2 separate regions of the Homo sapiens genome follow, and region 2 is linked to region 1. The links are chromatin loops, found by intact Hi-C in ENCODE. Cell type or tissue: GM12878. All regions are shown on one strand. Each heading gives the region's core, and the rest is flanking DNA. Links, peaks and the distances in the headings are about the cores only. Region 1 has its middle 150 kb from the start of MANEA-DT. Region 2 overlaps LOC107986543 (a long non-coding RNA gene).

The links. Peaks named below come from ENCODE experiments on the same cell type or tissue, not always from the same donor. Only the 100,000 strongest peaks of a DNase experiment are listed, where the experiment ranks them.
Region 2: a loop joins it to region 1, with 2.0 times the contacts of the local background. A loop is called at or near these places in 4 of 110 quality-filtered maps.

The regions. Positions count from the first base shown.
Region 1 is chr6:95,426,748-95,435,509 of GRCh38, forward strand. No RefSeq gene overlaps it. Among named protein-coding and RNA genes, the nearest start is that of MANEA-DT, 150 kb to the right of the region's middle. In GM12878, for the core only: a CTCF peak has its summit at 5,064; a DNase peak (open chromatin) is centred at 5,103.
Region 2 is chr6:95,670,529-95,679,290 of GRCh38, forward strand. The region is part of intron 2 of LOC107986543 (a long non-coding RNA gene); the gene reads left to right. Among named protein-coding and RNA genes, the nearest start is that of MANEA, 97 kb to the left of the region's middle. In GM12878, for the core only: no CTCF peak of the experiment used is centred there; no DNase peak of the experiment used is centred there.

The DNA of each region.
Region 1 (8,762 bases), core at 2,101-7,100:
ATATATATATATTTTTTTTTTTTACTGGAGGTTTTTTCAGTGCCTTTGATATATTAATGGAAACCTGAACCTTCAAAATGAGCCTGTTGATCACAATGTTTTCCCAAACTTACTATAACATTTCCTTTTCTTTCATCAGGTCAGATTATTTTGGGACTAGAGTTGAGACATGCTAATATACACAGTTAAAATATATATTTGTGCAAGAAAATAATAAAATAAAGTGGAGGAATATGCATCAAAGGTGCATACATTGAGAGGCATTTAGAAGCCTGTAAAACTCAAACTTCTTATGTATCTAATAGCCTAACCTGAAATGATAGTAATAATCATAACCATAACCAATTCTGTATTTCTTGAGTTACTGCTAAGTGTCAGGCACTGAAAAATTTTTTAAATTACTTTATTTGATAATTTAGTCACTAAAACAAAATTGTTAGGTTGGCATGACTGTCCCCATTTTACTGGCGAGGGAACCTATCCTTACAGTCAAAGAGTTGGGATTCTAGTATGGTTTAGCCAAATGAAGAGTTCAAAATGCAAATAACAGTGAAACATCAAGATGTCTTAACTAGACTTAATTTAGAATTTTTTTTTTTTTTGGTTTTCAAAAAGAAAATATATTTGAAACTATTTTTTTTGGGAATTACTCTAACATTGTACAGTTATTGACCATACGGCTAATGATATGGTGTGGCCGTTTTCCCACCCAAATCTCATCTTGAATTATAGTTCCCACAATCCCCACGAGTCATGGAAGGGGCACAGTGGGAGGTAATTGAATGTCAGGGGTGGTTATGTCCATGCTGTTCTCGTAATAGTGAGTGAGTTCTCACAAGATCTGATGGTTTTATAAGGGGTTTTCCCCCTACTTTGATCTGCACTTCTCCTTGCTGCCGCCTTGTGAAGAGGGATGTGTTTGCTTCCTTTTCTGCATGATTTTAAGTTTCCTGAGGCCTCTCCAACCCTGCAGAACTGTGAGTCAATTAAAACTCTTTCCTTTATAAATTACCCAGTCTTAGGTATGTCTTTATTAGCAGTGTGAGAATGGACTAATATAGTAAATTGGCACTGGTAGAGTGGGATGCTGCTATAAAGATACCCAAAAATGTGGAAGTGACTTTGGAACTGGGTAACAGGCAGAGGCTGGAACAGTTTGGAGGGCTCAGAAGAAGACAAGAAGATGTGGGAAAGTTTGGAACTTCCTAGAAACTTGTTGAATGGCTTTGACCAAAATTCTGATAGTGATATGGACAGTAAAGTCCAGGCTGAGGTGGTCTCAGACGGAGATGAGGAACTTGTTGGCAACTGGAGCAAAGGTGACTCTTGCTATGCTTTAGCATAGAGACTGGCAGCATTTTGTCCCTTCCCTAGTCATCTGTGAAACTTTAAACTTGAGAGAGATGATTTAGGGTATCTGGAAGAATAAATTTCTAAGCAGCAAAGCATTCAAGAGGAAGCAGAATATAAAAGTTTGAAAAATGTGCAGCCTGACAATAGAATAGAAAAGAAAATCCCATTTTTCTGGGGAGAAATTCAAGCCTGCTATGAAATTTGCATAACAAGAAATGAAATGTTAATTACCAAGGCAATGGGAAAAATGTCTCCAGAGTATGTCACAGACCTTCATGGAAGCCCCTCCCATCATAAGCCCAAGGCCTAGGAGGAAAAAATGGTTTTGTGGGCTGGGCTCACCCTCCTGTGTGCAGCCTAGGAACTTGGTGCCCTGTATCCCAGCTGTGCCAGCCACTGCTAAAAGTGGCCTGGGTACAGTTCAAGCCTTGGCTACAGAGGGTGCAAGCCCCAAGCCTTGGCAGCTTCCCATGGTGTTCAGCCTGCAGGTGCACAGAAATCAATAATTGAGGTTTGGGAACCTACACCTAGATAGCAGAGGATGTATGGAACTCCTAGATGTCCAGGCAGAAGTTTGCTGCAAGAGTGGGCCACTGTGCACCTGGAAAAGCCACAGACACTCAACACCAGCCCATGAAAGCAGACAGGAGGGGGCCTGTACCCTGGAAAGCCACAAGGACAAAGCTGCCCAAGGCTGTGGGAGCCTAACTCTTGCATCAGCATGTCCTGGATATAAGACATGGAGTTAAAGGAGATCATTTTGGAAATTGAAAGTTTAAGGACCATCCTATTGGATTTTGAATTTGCATGGGTCCTGTAGCCTCTTTGTTTTGTCCGATTTCTCCCATTTAGTACAGATGCATTCACCCAATGCCTGTACCTTCATTGTATCTAGGAAGTGACTAACTTGCTTTTGATTTTATAGACTCATAGGTGGAAGGGACTTGCCTTGTCTCAGATAAGACTTTGGACTTGGACTTTTGAGTTAATGCCGGAATGAGTTAAGACTTTAGGGGATTGTTGGAGGGCATGATTACGTTTTGAACTGTGAGGACAAGAGATTTGGGGGGGGTCAGTAGTGGAATGATATGGTTTGGCTGTGTCCCCATTCAAATCTCATAAAATCTCACCTTCAATTGTAGTCCCCATAATCCCCATGTGTAATGGGAGGGACCAGTGGGAGGTAATTGAATCATGGGAGCCCATTACCTCCATGTACCTCCATGCTGTTCTCATGATAGTGAGTGAGTTCTCACAAGATCTGATGGTTGTATAAGAGCCTTTTCCCCCTTTTGCTCTGTACTTCTCCTTGCTGCTGCCATATGAAGAAGGATGTGTTTGCATCCCCTTCCACCATGATTACAAGCTTCCTGAGGCCTTCTCATCCCTGTGGAACTGTGAGTCAATTAAACCTCCTTCCTTTATAAATTACACAGTCTCAGGTATGTCTTCATTAGTAGTGTGAGAACAGACTAATACAGCTACCTTTACTAAATTCACCTGTAAACAAACTGTCATGTAAATACTATGGATTTCCATTCATGAGGGAAAATGACTGAAGACACTTGCTTTTCCACTGTAAACAATTTTAAAACTGAACCAAATATGTGAACATAAAAAACCTTTTTGTTCAGTTATTGGACAAAAAAATACCCAGACTCTGATCCTTGAACTTAAGGAAACAAATGAAGTGAGCAGCACTCTCACCCTGGCCACCTTCTTAGGAACATTTTCCACCCTGGTTTAGGAAGGTGGAACTCAAGCAGTGAGCTGCAGTCTTGTTGAGCTGAGGAGGAAGAAAACAGAATGCATTAAGTTTATTTTAGAATTTTTTATTTGTTTGCTGCTTATTTTCCGCAGAATATTTTTATGAGAGAAGTGTGTATTAGTTACTGTAAGAGAGTATCTTGAAGGCAGCATCTTTGTGAAAGCAGGATTACTGAAAAGTAAGGAACAAATTAACTCATTAAAAGAAACTAGAATGGAAGCAAACGCAAGACTTAGAGTTGAAGTATATGAGTTTAGCGTATGCCATTCTCTGCCCTCTTGGCTTCTTTGTGAACCACGAAAAAAAGTACAGTGCAGGCAATGAGCGAGTCATTGCAGTTACCAGAGATGGAACATTTATTAGGACAAAGAGTGTGGGAGAAAGTCTTCAGTAAGTTGGTGATTTATTATGTATTTCTGATTTAGAATTTTATTAGTGTCACACCCAACAACAAAGTTAGCTGAGACACAAAGAAAATGAAAGAATGTGGCTGGTGTAACAGAGAGAAGGTGAAGAAAGACACGTATTAGAACAGCACAGAGCTTTGCTTAGAAAAAAAAAAAGGTGCTGGGAGGCCTGGGTTCAAAATGAGGACACACTTATCTATTTGAGAACCTAGTTAGAAGAAAGAAGACATGCCAAAGATGACTTTTTCTGACTTTATGATTTCTTGAGGTTAACTTCACTAATTATAGTAAAAATCAATGGGAGAAAAGTGAGGACTTTGAAGTCACAAATCAGTCATTACAAATCTTTTTTCATTCCCCCACCTCACAGAGGAGTTCCCTGGCTGTACAGCGCTCATAGCAGGACTGTGTCTATAGAAAGTTGTAATAAATACTCTTTGATTCAAATACAACTAAATTGAATGGATGTGAGTTGAATTGATTTGAATCAAATTAAATGAACCCAAACTGCAAGAGAAACAATTTCTAATTTAGATAATTTGAAAAAGAGTCTAGAAAATTACATAGTCTAATATCCTCTGATGAGAGATGAAGATTACAACACACTTTTAAATGAAATTCAAGAGCATGCACACCTAATTGGTGGCACACATAGGACCAAGTTCTAGTTTTCTAACTTTCTGCCCAAACTTACCTTCACTATGCCACACTATATAAGATCTTTGTGACCTACAAATATAGATAATAATAATAATAATAAAAGGTGAGTGAAGAGGAAAATAATTTTTACATCTATAACTAAAGGTTGCAGAGCTATGTTGGATGAAGAATAGATTGTGAAGACTAAAAGTCACAATTCTATAATATGGCTTTAACTTTCAAAGAAGAGGTGATTTAGACAGACTAGTTGCACATGCTTTTATAATCTGAGGAAAATTATGTTGATGCTATGAATAAACACATAGATGTATTAAAAATAAAATGAATTAATGACCTCATTGTAATTTATTCAATTATCATAATTTCTATCACTAGTGTCAAATTTTTACACAATGAACTCTGATGAAATCAGCCATAATAATTTAACTAAATTCATCATCTTCACTATTTAGGTTCAATACTGGCTGCCTTAAAATCAATCAAGATAATGTAAAAACAAAACTGAATGTGAAAATATTAGTTTGTGATAACAATAGGCAATATCCAAAATTTGTAGTGGCACAGATTAAATGTGCTTAATGGCTTGAGAAGAGATTATGACTTTAAAAGTTAATTTGTCTTTCTACTACTCCAGTTTGATGCCTTAGAAACATTTTATGAAGCAAAGTTTTTAGATTTTGTAACTCAGAAAAGGCCTATTTATATTTAAGTAGTTCTCTGAGAAGATATCAAATTTTACAACATTTTTTGTAACCATTGGGTGGATATTTCTTTATGCAGGTATTACATGTAAGGAATATTTGTACGGGAGATTTAATAAAGACAGTATTTGCAAAAAGTAATTACTTGTCAGGCTTCAGTGATTCCTAATCTGTCCACAGTGGGGCAGCACTCTACAGGAAAATTAAAATCATATCCTAAATAAAATTCTACCTGTAGTGAAGTGGTAACACAGACTGTTCTATATAATGTGATCATCACAGTTTGTGTCAGATGGGGAAAGGGAGGGTTAAACATCTAGATACAACTAACTTATACTAAAATGGTTAACACAACATAGTGCCCTCATAATTGGACTTTAAAAAATCACAACAGGACCCGACAAATATTTCTATATTGTAAATGTGTTCTGTTTTTATCTTTTTCCCAACTGAATGTTTTTTTCATAAATGTGAAACTTTAAACATTTTGCACCTGATTTAAACAACACCTGTCACTTCTTATCAGCAAACAAATTTGGTAATCAATATAAAGAAATTGTAGAAAATACTAAATCAAAAATATTATCAAATAATGGGGAGAAAAAAAGTTGTTTAAAATTTTTCTTGGGTGTTTAAAACTTTTCAAAATGTATTTGCTTTTCAATGATGTATATTTGTGTAATTGTTCTTTACTTGATAACAAATTTTGGAAATAAAAGTATCACCCATTATAAATAACATAGACAAATCTTAGCATGTCATTGAATCAAGTGTCTTCAAACATATAAAAGCCCTTTGCTGTACTCTAAGATATAATTAAGGAGCCCTAATCAAATTCAGAAATAATTTCTTTCAGAGGAAAGTCTATTCCCTATAATAATAAATAATATTATTTACTATTTTATTTAAAGATATTTTATATATATATATATATATATATATATATATATATATATATATATATATATATATATATATGGCGAGGGAGAGAAATAGAGTTTACGAACCACTTAGTGCTTACTAAGCATGAGTGTTCTCTATATTGGCTACACCACCTTACTTTCTCACCAGCAGTGTACAAGGTTTCCCTTGTTTCCCTTTTCTCCACATTCTTGCCAGCACTTGTTATCTTAGGTTCCACAGAAATTTAAAAACAGAATTACCATATGATCCAGCAATCGCACTTCTAGGTATACACCCAAAGGAATTGAAATCAGTATCCCAAAGAGATACCTGCCCTCCCAATCACTGCACCACTATTTATAATATTCAAAAAGTAGAAGTAGCCTAAATGTTCATGGATGGATGAATGAATGGATACAGAAAACATGATATATACACACAATTGAATATTTAAAAAGGAAGGAACCATTGAACATTAAAAAAGGAAGGAAATACTGCCATTTGCCACAACATAGATGAACATGGAGAATAAAATGCTAGGTGAAATAAACCAAACACCAAAGGACAAATATTGCGTGATCCCATTTATATGAGGAATCTGCAATAGTCAAATTCATAGAAGCAAATATTAGAACGGTGGTTTCCAGGGGCTGGGGGCAGGGGGAAATGGGAAGGTATTTGCCAAGGGTTATAAGTTTTAATTTCACAAGGTAAGTCCTAGATATCTACTGCACAGCATAATGTCTATAATAAACAATACTGTAATAAAAACCCAAACATTTGTTAAGAGGATATACCTTATGTTAAGTGTTCTTTATCATCATCATCATCATCACTTCATCATCATAATTAACAAAGATGATAGAAGAAAACTTCTGGAAGAGATGGATAGGTTCATGGCATAGATTGCAGTGATGGTTTCACAGGTGTATATGTATCTCCAAACTCAAGAAGCTGTATATATTAAATATATACAAGTTTTTGTATGTCAATTATAACCTCAACAAAATTGGTTTTAGACATTGTCAAGGGCTGTTCAAAACCCGTTATATATGGTATTCGTTTTGAGACTCTTCTGAGTGATTTGCACTCTTCAAATCCACTTCTGGTTTAACACAGTTTAATAGCGGCTGTCTATGCCTTTCTGCCTCTCAATATTCCTCTCTATTTTATCTAGCTACACCTATAACTCTTATCTATGGTAATCATCTAAGTTGCTAGTTTCAGTCCATCTTACTCCCAGAACTGATTCTACAACAATTCATGTCCTCCTACTACCCCTTCCTTCTTCCACAGCTGACCTACCCTGGTTTCTATACGTCTGCCCTTCTGGCCAATCCAACAATCCAACATGGGGTCCATTATATCCATTATATTTCTGATGTTTCTTTTTGTATTTTGTTTTTGTTTTTTTTTTTTGACAGAGACTTGCTCTGTCGCCAGGCTGTAGTGCAGTGGTGCGATCTCAGTCACTGCAACCTCAGTCTCCAGGGTTCAAGCGATTCTCCTGCCTTAGCCTCCCGGGTAGCTGGGACTACAGTCACCTGCCACCATGCCCAATTAATTTTTTTTGTATTTTTAGTAGAGACGAGGTTTCACCATGTTGGCCAGGATGGTCTCTATCTTCTAACCTCGTGATCCACTGGCCTTGGCCTCCCAAAGTGTTGGGATTACAGGCGTGAGCCACCGCTTCTAGCCTTCTCGTGTTTTTTAATATGTACAACATTCCTTAATGAATGAGCTGCTTTTATGAAGCTGAAACGTATCTAATAACAAAGACAAAAAGGAGAATGGATAAAGAATGTATTGAAAGGGCTGGGCACGGTGGCTCACGCCTGTAATACCAGCACTTGGGGAGGCCGAGTCGGGTGGATCACCTGAGGTCTGGAGTTCGAGACCAGCCTGGCTAACCTGGTGAAACCCCACCTCTACTAAAAATACAAAAAATTAGCCGGGCGTGGTGGTGGACGCCCGTAATCCCAGCTACTCAGGAGGCTGAGGCAGGAGAATTGCTTGAACCCGGGTAGGGGGAGAGGGGCGGAGGTTGTGGTGAGCTGAGATCGTGCCATTGCACTCCAGCCTGGACAACAAGAGAGAAACTCCGTCTCAAAAAAATAAAGAAAAAAAAAATGTACTGAAAAGGGCCGGATGCTGTGGCTCAAGCCTGTAATCCCAGCACTTTGGGAGGCCAAGACGGGTGGATCACGAGGTCAGGAGTTCAAGACCAGCCTGGCCAACATGGTGAAACCCCGTATCTACTAAAAATAGAAGAATTAGCCAGGCATGGCAGCGGGCACCTGTAATCCCGGTTACTCAGGAGGCTGAGGCTGGAGAATGGCTTGAACTCGGGAGGCGGAGATTGCCGTGAGCCGAGATCGTGCCATTGTACTCCAGCCTGAGCAACAAGAGCAAAACTCCGTCTCAAAAAAAAAAAAAAAAAGAAATCTGAATACAAACAAATGATGAAAATGTTATTCAAAAAACATTGGCAAGTGGAGTTTAGCAATATATTAAATACACTGAAGAAAAGTAGCATTTTTATCTAGAAATGCAAAACGGTTTAATATTTAGAAATCTATTAACATAATAAAATATGTTAAAATTCTATAGTAAATTAAAGGCAACAAATTGCATCAGCTCAAACATCAAATACATTTCCATTTTAGTCAAGAACAAGACAGCCAAAGCTTTTGCATCATTTAGCGGTGTTTTTTATGTGCTAGTCAAGAAAAGACTTGGAACAAAACATCATTAATATTAACAGATGATTTGACATTTCCTAACAAACCCAGAAGAATCAACCAATAAACTATTAAAAATTTAATAAGCATTTTTCCAGTATTTCAAAATAAATTAGATAAAATTTAAAATTAGACACTTTAATGATAGCAACAAATATGTCAACTTTTGATGAATTAACCTAACATGAAACTTTGACATTAAAAAGCACTGATAAATGAAAATTATCAT
Region 2 (8,762 bases), core at 2,297-7,296, 240 kb after region 1:
ACTTTTATGTCTAGCTAAGGGATTGTAGATACACCACTCAGCACTCTGTGTCTGCCTCAAGGTTTGTAAATGCACCAATCAGCACTCTGTGTCTAGCTCAAGGTTTGTGAATGCACCAATCAGCACTCTGTATCTGGCTAATAAGGTGGGGACTTGGAGAACCTTTATGTCTAGCTAAGGGATTGTAAATACACCAGTCAGCACTCTGTGTCTAGCTCAAGGTTTATAAATACACCAATCAGCATGCTGTGTCTAGCTCAAGGTTTGTAAATGCACCAATCAGTGCTCTGTGTCTAGCTAATCTTAGTGGGGACTTGGAGAACTTTTGTGTCTAGCTCAGGGATTGTAAAGGCACCAATCAGCACCCTGTCAAAATGGACCAATCAGCTCTCTGTAAAACAGACCAATCAGCTCTCTGTAAAATGGGCCGATCAGGAGGGTGTGGGTGGGGACAGATAAGGGAATAAAAGCAGGCTGCAGGAGCCAGCAGTGGCAACTCACTGGGATCCCCTTCCGCAGTGTGGAAGCTTTGTTCTTTCGCTGTTTGTAATAAATCTTGCTGCTGCTCACTCTTTGGGTCCGCACTGCCTTTATGAGCTGTAACACTCACCACGAAGGTCTGCAGCTTCACTCCTGAGCTAGCCAGACCAAGAACCCATCAGAAGGAAGAAACTTCGAACACATCCGAACATCAGAAGGAACAAACTCGGGACGTGCCGCCTTTAAGAACTGTTAACACTCTCCTGGAGGGTCTGCGGCTTCCTTCTTTAACTCAGTGATACCAAGAACCCACCAATTCCGGACACAGTACTACACCTTTTCTCATGAACAAATAGGACTTTTCAGATTCACGGTCTATGGAACCTCAATATTAACTGTAGTAGCCGTGATAGTAGTAATAGCAATAGCAATAAGAAAATGGAAAATTTAATATGGCAATAATAATTTACAATTTACAAAGTAATTTTATGCATTTATCATTGAGTCTCATGAGCCTTCCAAATTTCCTCACTTTCTGCTTGTTCTTACTACTGCCCCACCTGTGCTCAGGAAAACTCTGTAACTTTTACTGTTTCCAAGAGAAGGTGCACACTCCCACATTAACGTGACACTTAGTTCCGCGACTGCTACGTGAGATGGGAGGGAGATCACTCTTTGGCAGAAAAGGAGATTCACTACTTGGCAGAAAAGTAGATTCCTGTATTTCTTAAGGGTAGAAATACTGTAGCTTAGATCAAAACAATCTGATTTTAGCGTACTTGATGGCTTCTGAAAGCTGACGTATAGCATGGTGGATTTTACAGACTTACAGAATTTTGTTTTAAAAGATGGTTTATTTGTGCTTTTCTCCTAGTTGGTTCAATAATCACATTATTGAATTTAAAAAAAAGCTGAAATAATATAAAATAGGAAAGTATCCAAGGCTTTGGTGATTTGAGATTATGCCCATAGAATCAAACGTTGAGCATTCTAGATCCAGAAATCTAGGGTAGAATTGTATTAACATGAAGCTGTAACGAATATGAAAATTACTGTTCCATTTTGTGTTTTAAATTACGTTATTTTAAAGCTTCTCAATCACATACATTGTATCATCCAAACACATCATTCTTTTGACATTACTGTTTCTAAAGGAAAACAACAGAAAAAGAGAACACTAAAATATCAGTAATGTAAGTAGTAAAGCAAAATATTATCATATTGGCTGAACAGACAATGATTATTTTAAAATGCAGGCCTTTGAAGGGAGAAGGTATATTAAACTTAAATTTCTGTTCTAGTCACAAAAGACCACAATGATTGCTCTTACTGTTCTCTTGTTGACCTTTAGTTTATAATATAATATGTCCCTTAAGATAAGCCTTATTAATCTTCCTTTTCTTTTGTGAATGCAACATAATTAAAAAAAATTTGTGGCCTCCTGGCTGGGAGTGGTGGCTCATGCCTGTAATCCCAGCACTTTGGGAGGCCGAGGTGGGAGGATCATGAGATCAGGAGTTCGAAACCAGCCTAACCAACATGGTGAAACCCTGTTTCTACTAAAAATACAAAAATTAGCTGGGCATGGTGGCACATACCTGTAATCCCAGCTACTCAGGAGGCTGAGTCAGGAGAATTGCTTGAACCCAGGAGGTGGAGGTTGCAGTGAGGCGAGATTGTACCACTGCACTCTAGCCTGGGTGACAGAGAAAGACTCCGTCTCAAAATATATATATATATGGTCTCCAGAAAAGTAAATAAAGCCTTCGTTTTGACCCCTCATAAGAGGCTCTCATTTTGAACCAATTATTACTCTTACTATATAGGTAATTGTGAACCTCTTACATTGCATGGCATATTTTCAGGAATAAAAAGCATGTGAATTTTTCCAGGAAGTGCAATTTTACTACTTACTTTAGGGGGTCCATGTACCCCCCAAATGCTAAGCACTTGGTTCTAATAGTAAGACATGAGGTAATATAAAGGGAAAAACTTTAAGAGTCACAGTTATAGATGCAAATTTCTGGCTTCATAACTTACTAGTTTTATGATCTGACTTTAATATCCTTATGTACTTGAAAATTACATGAAAACCTAGAGCATGGGTTGTAGAAGGGTAAAGATAATCAGTTTTAATATAGGCTCAATTTTCATCTCTCATGCTGCTTTAATTATGGTCGTACTTCACCCATCAGATAGACTTGAATTTTTAGACCATGAACTGACACATCAGCTGAACTGAGCTCACCATAGGACAAATGTGTATGTCACAGAGATATCTTCAAAATACAAACATAGCATAGAAAAAGCATCATAATTATAATGTGGCTAATTGTTTTGTTTGTTAATTTGTTTTTGTTTTGTTTTCTAAAAGGACTCTTCTCATAATTATGAACCTTTAGAAGTCTTATATACTAATGATATCTCCTGGGGTGCATTATAGGAGGGAAATTCCCTCACTGTGGTAGCAGAGCCTGGCTGCATCCTCCCTGTCCTCTTGACAACTTGCATCATGCTTGTGTTGAGAGAGGTGTTGTCTCATTTATTCTATGCTCTCACTTGCTCCTAAACTAACATTTCTGCCATGGTTTTTTTTGTTTGTTTTAACTAATTTAATATTGAAATTGTCAATGTAAGACATCCCAGAAGTCATTATTTTCAGTCCTAAAAGACTATCTTTGCTCTTGTGAAGTCAGGAAGCCAAAGAGCCTCTTGCTGGAACTAATGCTTGTACTAGTTTTAAAAAATTAAAAGAATAAAATGATGCCAAAAAAACACAGATTTATTATGACAAATAAATATAAGGAAAATGAGGAAAGCAATAAGAAGTGAGCCTGTATTTGTTGTAGGACTCTGACTTAGATATAGTCTAGCCCATGTACCATTTTTTAATTTTTTTGTTCATTGTAGCATTCTACAGCTGTATCCATCCTGTCCTTTTTTTTTCTAGATCATTCCCTCCTCTTCCCAGTATGCCCTTGAGTCCATCCTCCTTGTAAAATAGCACTGTCCAAGTTAAGTGATTGCACATGACCAATTGACATTATGGTTTGCACATCATTTTCTGTATTGGAGGAATTTCCATAAAAATCTCAGACTACCTCAGTATGTAAAAAACTTTTTGACATATAAACACACGGTGCTACCACTGTGAAATATAAACACAAGTTGCTACTAATATTTGGGCAACTCTGATTGTCAGTCACTAGAGTGTATCTCTTCATGTAGTATCAAAGGCCAATATTGAAAGAACAGTTAAAATGGAAAACACTGTCCATTTCACCCTAGATTGCTAGAAAAACACCACAGACCGTGTTGCATGAAAATTTTCATTGAATGATGCTGATTTTTCTCTCTTGCATTAATTTCAGTTCCACTTGCCTGGACTGCTTTGATAAAAGCAATAGAAAGCAAAAGCAATGCTAACGCACATCTTTTCTGGAGCATAAAATTTACTGTGCTCTTGAGAACATAATTCTTGAGTAAAGAATATGTTGTAAAAAATAACATCCTGAGCCAAATTAAAAATGCATGTCCTTTTATGTTATGATGAACTAGTTTAATGTTTTTAAAAAATCATGATCCTAATTCTAATGCAATTGTAGACTACAATGCCTTTACTTAGCCCAGTTTAATGGTTATTTAATCTTATTTCTGAAATTCATGTTATCAATATATATTTTAACTACACATAGAAGAACATTTGAATCTAAAGGCTGAATTATATGTCTTTGTACAATGTTAAGCTAATGAATCAAGTAATAATGTTTTTATTTTGGCTAACTCTATTGATATATGGGAAAGTTACCCCAAATGGCATAGGTTGTAGCTATAAGTAATGGTCTATTTTATTTTATTTTTCTTATAAGTATTTGAAGATTTAAATTTTTTTTGAAATATAACTCTGATGAAAATAACCATCATCAAAGAACAGATTTGTTTTGTCTTGTGCATATAATTATGTTTTCAGGTGTTCTATTATTCTTATCCAAATATACTCCTGTATTAGTCTGTCTTCACACTGCTGATAAAGACACTTCTGAGACTGGGAAGAAAAAGAGGTTTAATTGGACTTACAGTTCCACATGGCTGGGGAGGCCTTAGAATCATGGCGGGAGGCAAAAGGCACTTACATGGTGGCGGCAAAAGGCACTTAAATGGTGGCAGCAAAAGAAAATGAGGAAGAAGCAAAAGTGGAAATCCCTGATAAACCCATCACAGCTCATGAGAGTTATTCATTATCACAAGAATAGCATGGGAAAGACTGGCCCTCATGATTCTATTACCTCCCCCTGGGTCCCTTCCATAACACGTGGGAATTTTGGGAGATACAATTCAAGTTGAGATTTGGGTGGGGACACAGCCAAACCATATCAACTTTATAAGTCTCTCTGAATCAGAGGAATGATCTAATTTTGTGTAATAAGTAATAAGCATGCATCTTCTCTTTGAGAAATTAAGAAATAATTTGGTTTCATAAGATTGAAGAGCTATATTCAATGTTGGAGGTAATTTTACATCATTGTTGGAAGAAATTCAATCTGCTCTTTGTTAACAGAAGGCGTATATATTAAAATGGTTGTACACATAAGTCAGAGATACAAATAATAATGTAAAAATTATTATAAACCTTCTTTCATCCTCTTATCCATATAAGTAAATGAGCTCATTTCTATGAAATGTCAGAAGTTTGCTTTATAATTAATTTAAGAGAATGATGTGAAATAGAATAGAAATTTCAAATGATAGTATGCAAAACTTTTGTATCTCTTCCTACTTGCTTTCTATAGGCAGACCTAAAAGTAGAACACTTGATATGCCAGAACTGAAAAGTGGCTTGAAAAACAGTATGTGGCACTGATAGTTTTACAGTAGGAGTGTAACACTCATTTAAAAAGGGAGAAGGTAGATTAAGCATATGTGGTTTTTTCTTTACTTCTGTGAAACAGTCAGAATAACATGTGGTAATTAAGTAGTCAATATTGTACAAATTTTAAAATTAGTGAATTTGTTAATTTGCTCAATGAATATTTTTGAGAAACTGCTACTGTGTGCTGTGTATTTTTCCAGGAGCTACATCTGTGAATGGCAATGTTTGGTTTCTATTCTCAAGTAGCCTACATATTTGTGCTAGGGAACAGTAAAATACAAAGATCATTACCATACAAAGAGTACTTAGTGCTATAAATCAACTAAGAAAAAGGTGACCCAGAGCCATGGCAGGGTCCTGGAGGCAGGGAATAAAATGTGGGATGTGGCTGTCAAATGCAGTCATAAAATCAGAAAAGCTGTGAACACTTGAAAAAGGCAATAAATATTTGAAAATAAATAATTTCCAATAGCAATTAATTTGGATAAGAAGTGAAACAGTCAGTATTAAGGGATAGATGGTAATTGGAGAGTGGCGCTAGGAACTATTTTAGGCCAGAGACTCTGTGAGGTCACTCTTTGACTTGAGATCTGAATGATGAGAAGAAACCATAATATCTGAGGGAAGGGCATATCAGATAGACCTAACAGCTAGTGCAAATGGTCTGAGTCAAAGGAGGAGATTAAGATGTTGTCCAAGAAACAAAAAGAAGGGCAGTAGAACAGTGTGCCTGGAGCAGAGTAAGCTCAGAGGATCTAGTATGACTTGAGCTCATACACATAGGCACAGACTCAAGTATTAATTTATCCTCATAGGCAATGTAAGAATCTTATTTTAATTATAATGAAAAATTTTAAGCTAGAGAATGAATCACATTTGAATTGTTCATTTCTATACCATCATATCTAGAAATAGCCTAGCCACAAAATAAGTATGACAATAAATATTTATTAGTGAGTAACTGATTGTTATGATATCATTTGATATCATATGATATCTTGAAGAGTTACAATTTCTGTATTATGAGGATAGCACTCAGATTCATTACTTTTCTACATGTCATGCTGTCATTATGACATGACAAAAAATGAAATTTTAGAAAACAAAAAATCGTCATCAGACAAGCTAGTGAATAAAATTCAGTTTCTTTTCTATAGCCATAGCTTTTAGCCTGTGATTTGTTTCTAAGTATGAATAATAATAGTGGCCCTAGGATTGCTGTAAAGGAGTACTATCATTTTACAAAATAATATACCCAAAATAATTCAGATTACTGGAATAGATTAGGGACTCTGTGAATATAATAGATCGTGATTAAATTTTCATTTGTTAGAAAATTGAAAGAGCACAAAGATAAGTCTGGTTCATCTTCACATAATATGCTTGGCTAATCTTAGGAGAGCACATTAGACAACAAGAAGCATTCAGAACACTCAGATCTTCTCAAACTTTGTAATCCCTGCATGCAGTGCTGTTCAAAATTGGATTTCTTTGGAATTGTTCTATTCTATTTATGTCAAAACAGGTAATATTTTTCTGGTCCACTAAACTAAACCTCATTTCAACTTTGATGGATATAAAATAGCTCCTTTTATCCACAAAGGATATAGCATATAGTGATTATGATTTGCCCTCAAAGAAGCTTATTTTATTCGTACTGTGGAATGAATACATCTACTCTGCAAGGTTATGGCATGAAAATCTCACTTAGACTCTCTTCTTACCTATACTAAGGAGGATTATTAACAGAAATACTAATAAGTGCAATTACCTGGACTGATAATTGTGAACAATGAGAAATGAGAGAAAGAGAAAAATAAAAAAAAAAAAGCCGTACGTTTGCTCAGTGTTGATGTTATTTGCTTTATCAGGATATACACAAAAGATGAAAGAAGGGATATAAGAAGGCAAGAATAAATTTATGGCAGTGGCAAAATGTAAGACTATGCCAGTTATAATAGCAAATGTTTATTGAGTCTCTGTTGTGTTCCAATTACTATTCTAAGTACCTTATATACATTATTTAATTTAACCTGCACAACAACTCTATGGAAGCTACTGTTATTTTTCTTGCTTTATAGACAAGGAAGCTGAAGCACAGAGAGATTCCATACCTTTCTTACAAACCCCCAGTTAGTAAGTGGGGAAGTCATGTTTGTATGAACAATGTAGTTTTGCCCTACAGCCCAACGTGGCAGCATGAGGAGTGCCACTTGGATCTCTCTTTAAGAAAGATTTGCTCTTTGGCTGCAAAGAGTGAAGTTGGCTGATGGTGTCTAACTCCAACATCTAACTTCTGAATCAAGACTGAGCTCTTTTTGGACTTCCCCAGCCAACGATGAGTGTGGCAGAGGTACCAGAGTCAGGCTGTCCATTGTGGGTCTTCTCTAATGAGCAACTTCGCTTCAAAGCCCCTTTGCCAGAAGAGACTTTGACAGATCTGTATCTTAGTCTAAGACGTTCCTTTTCTTTTTCTTTTTTTTCTGGCTCTGAAGGCTTCTTTTGCATGTCTCCTCTGCACTTTGCTCTGCCGCCATGCCAATAAATTCCTTGCACCTAACTCTATCTCAACAACTGCTTCTCAGAGAGTAGAGACATGATCAGTCCAGACACATGATCATTACTCCCCAAAAGCATAGTATAAACTGAACTTGTGACTTCTTGGTGAAATTAAGAATGTTTACGTATAGTATGTGCCAAACATTGTGCTAAAGCTTTATATTTACACTGGGTGCAGTGGCTCACGCCTGTAATCCCAGCATTTTGGGTGGCCGACATGGGTGGATCACCTGAGGTCAGGAGTTCAAGACCAGCCTGGCTAACATGGCGAAGCCCTGTCTCTACTAAAAACACAAAAATTAGCCAGGTATGGTGGTGTGTGCCTGTAATCCCAGCTACTCAGGAGGCTGAGGCACGAGAATCACTTTAACCTGGGAGGCGTAGGTTGCAGAAAGCCAAGATCGTGCCACTGCACTCCAGCCTGGGTGACAGAGCAAGGATCTGTCTCAAATAATAATAATAATAATAATAGCTTTATATTTACATTATGTGACCCTTTAGTTCTTATTACAAATTTGTGTTATACATTATCTTTTCTTAGAATTACAAACGAAGAAAAGACAGCTTCTAGAAAGTAAGAAATTTGCAGAAACTGATGAATAAAACAATATTATGATTCACACCTATGTCTTCTTGATGCCACAAAACCAACCTATTTCTGTAGAAGACAATTAATACATAGCTTTCTAAAGATACTTATAAAGAGGTAAGAAGAAACGAGCAGACATATTGTTTGGTGAAAATGGTATTATTAGTACAAATGATAGAAGGAAGAATAACCAATGCATCTTTTCTAGAGTAAAGAAAATTATCCCCAAACTAAAAAATGTTAAACAATGTAAAGAAGATGTTG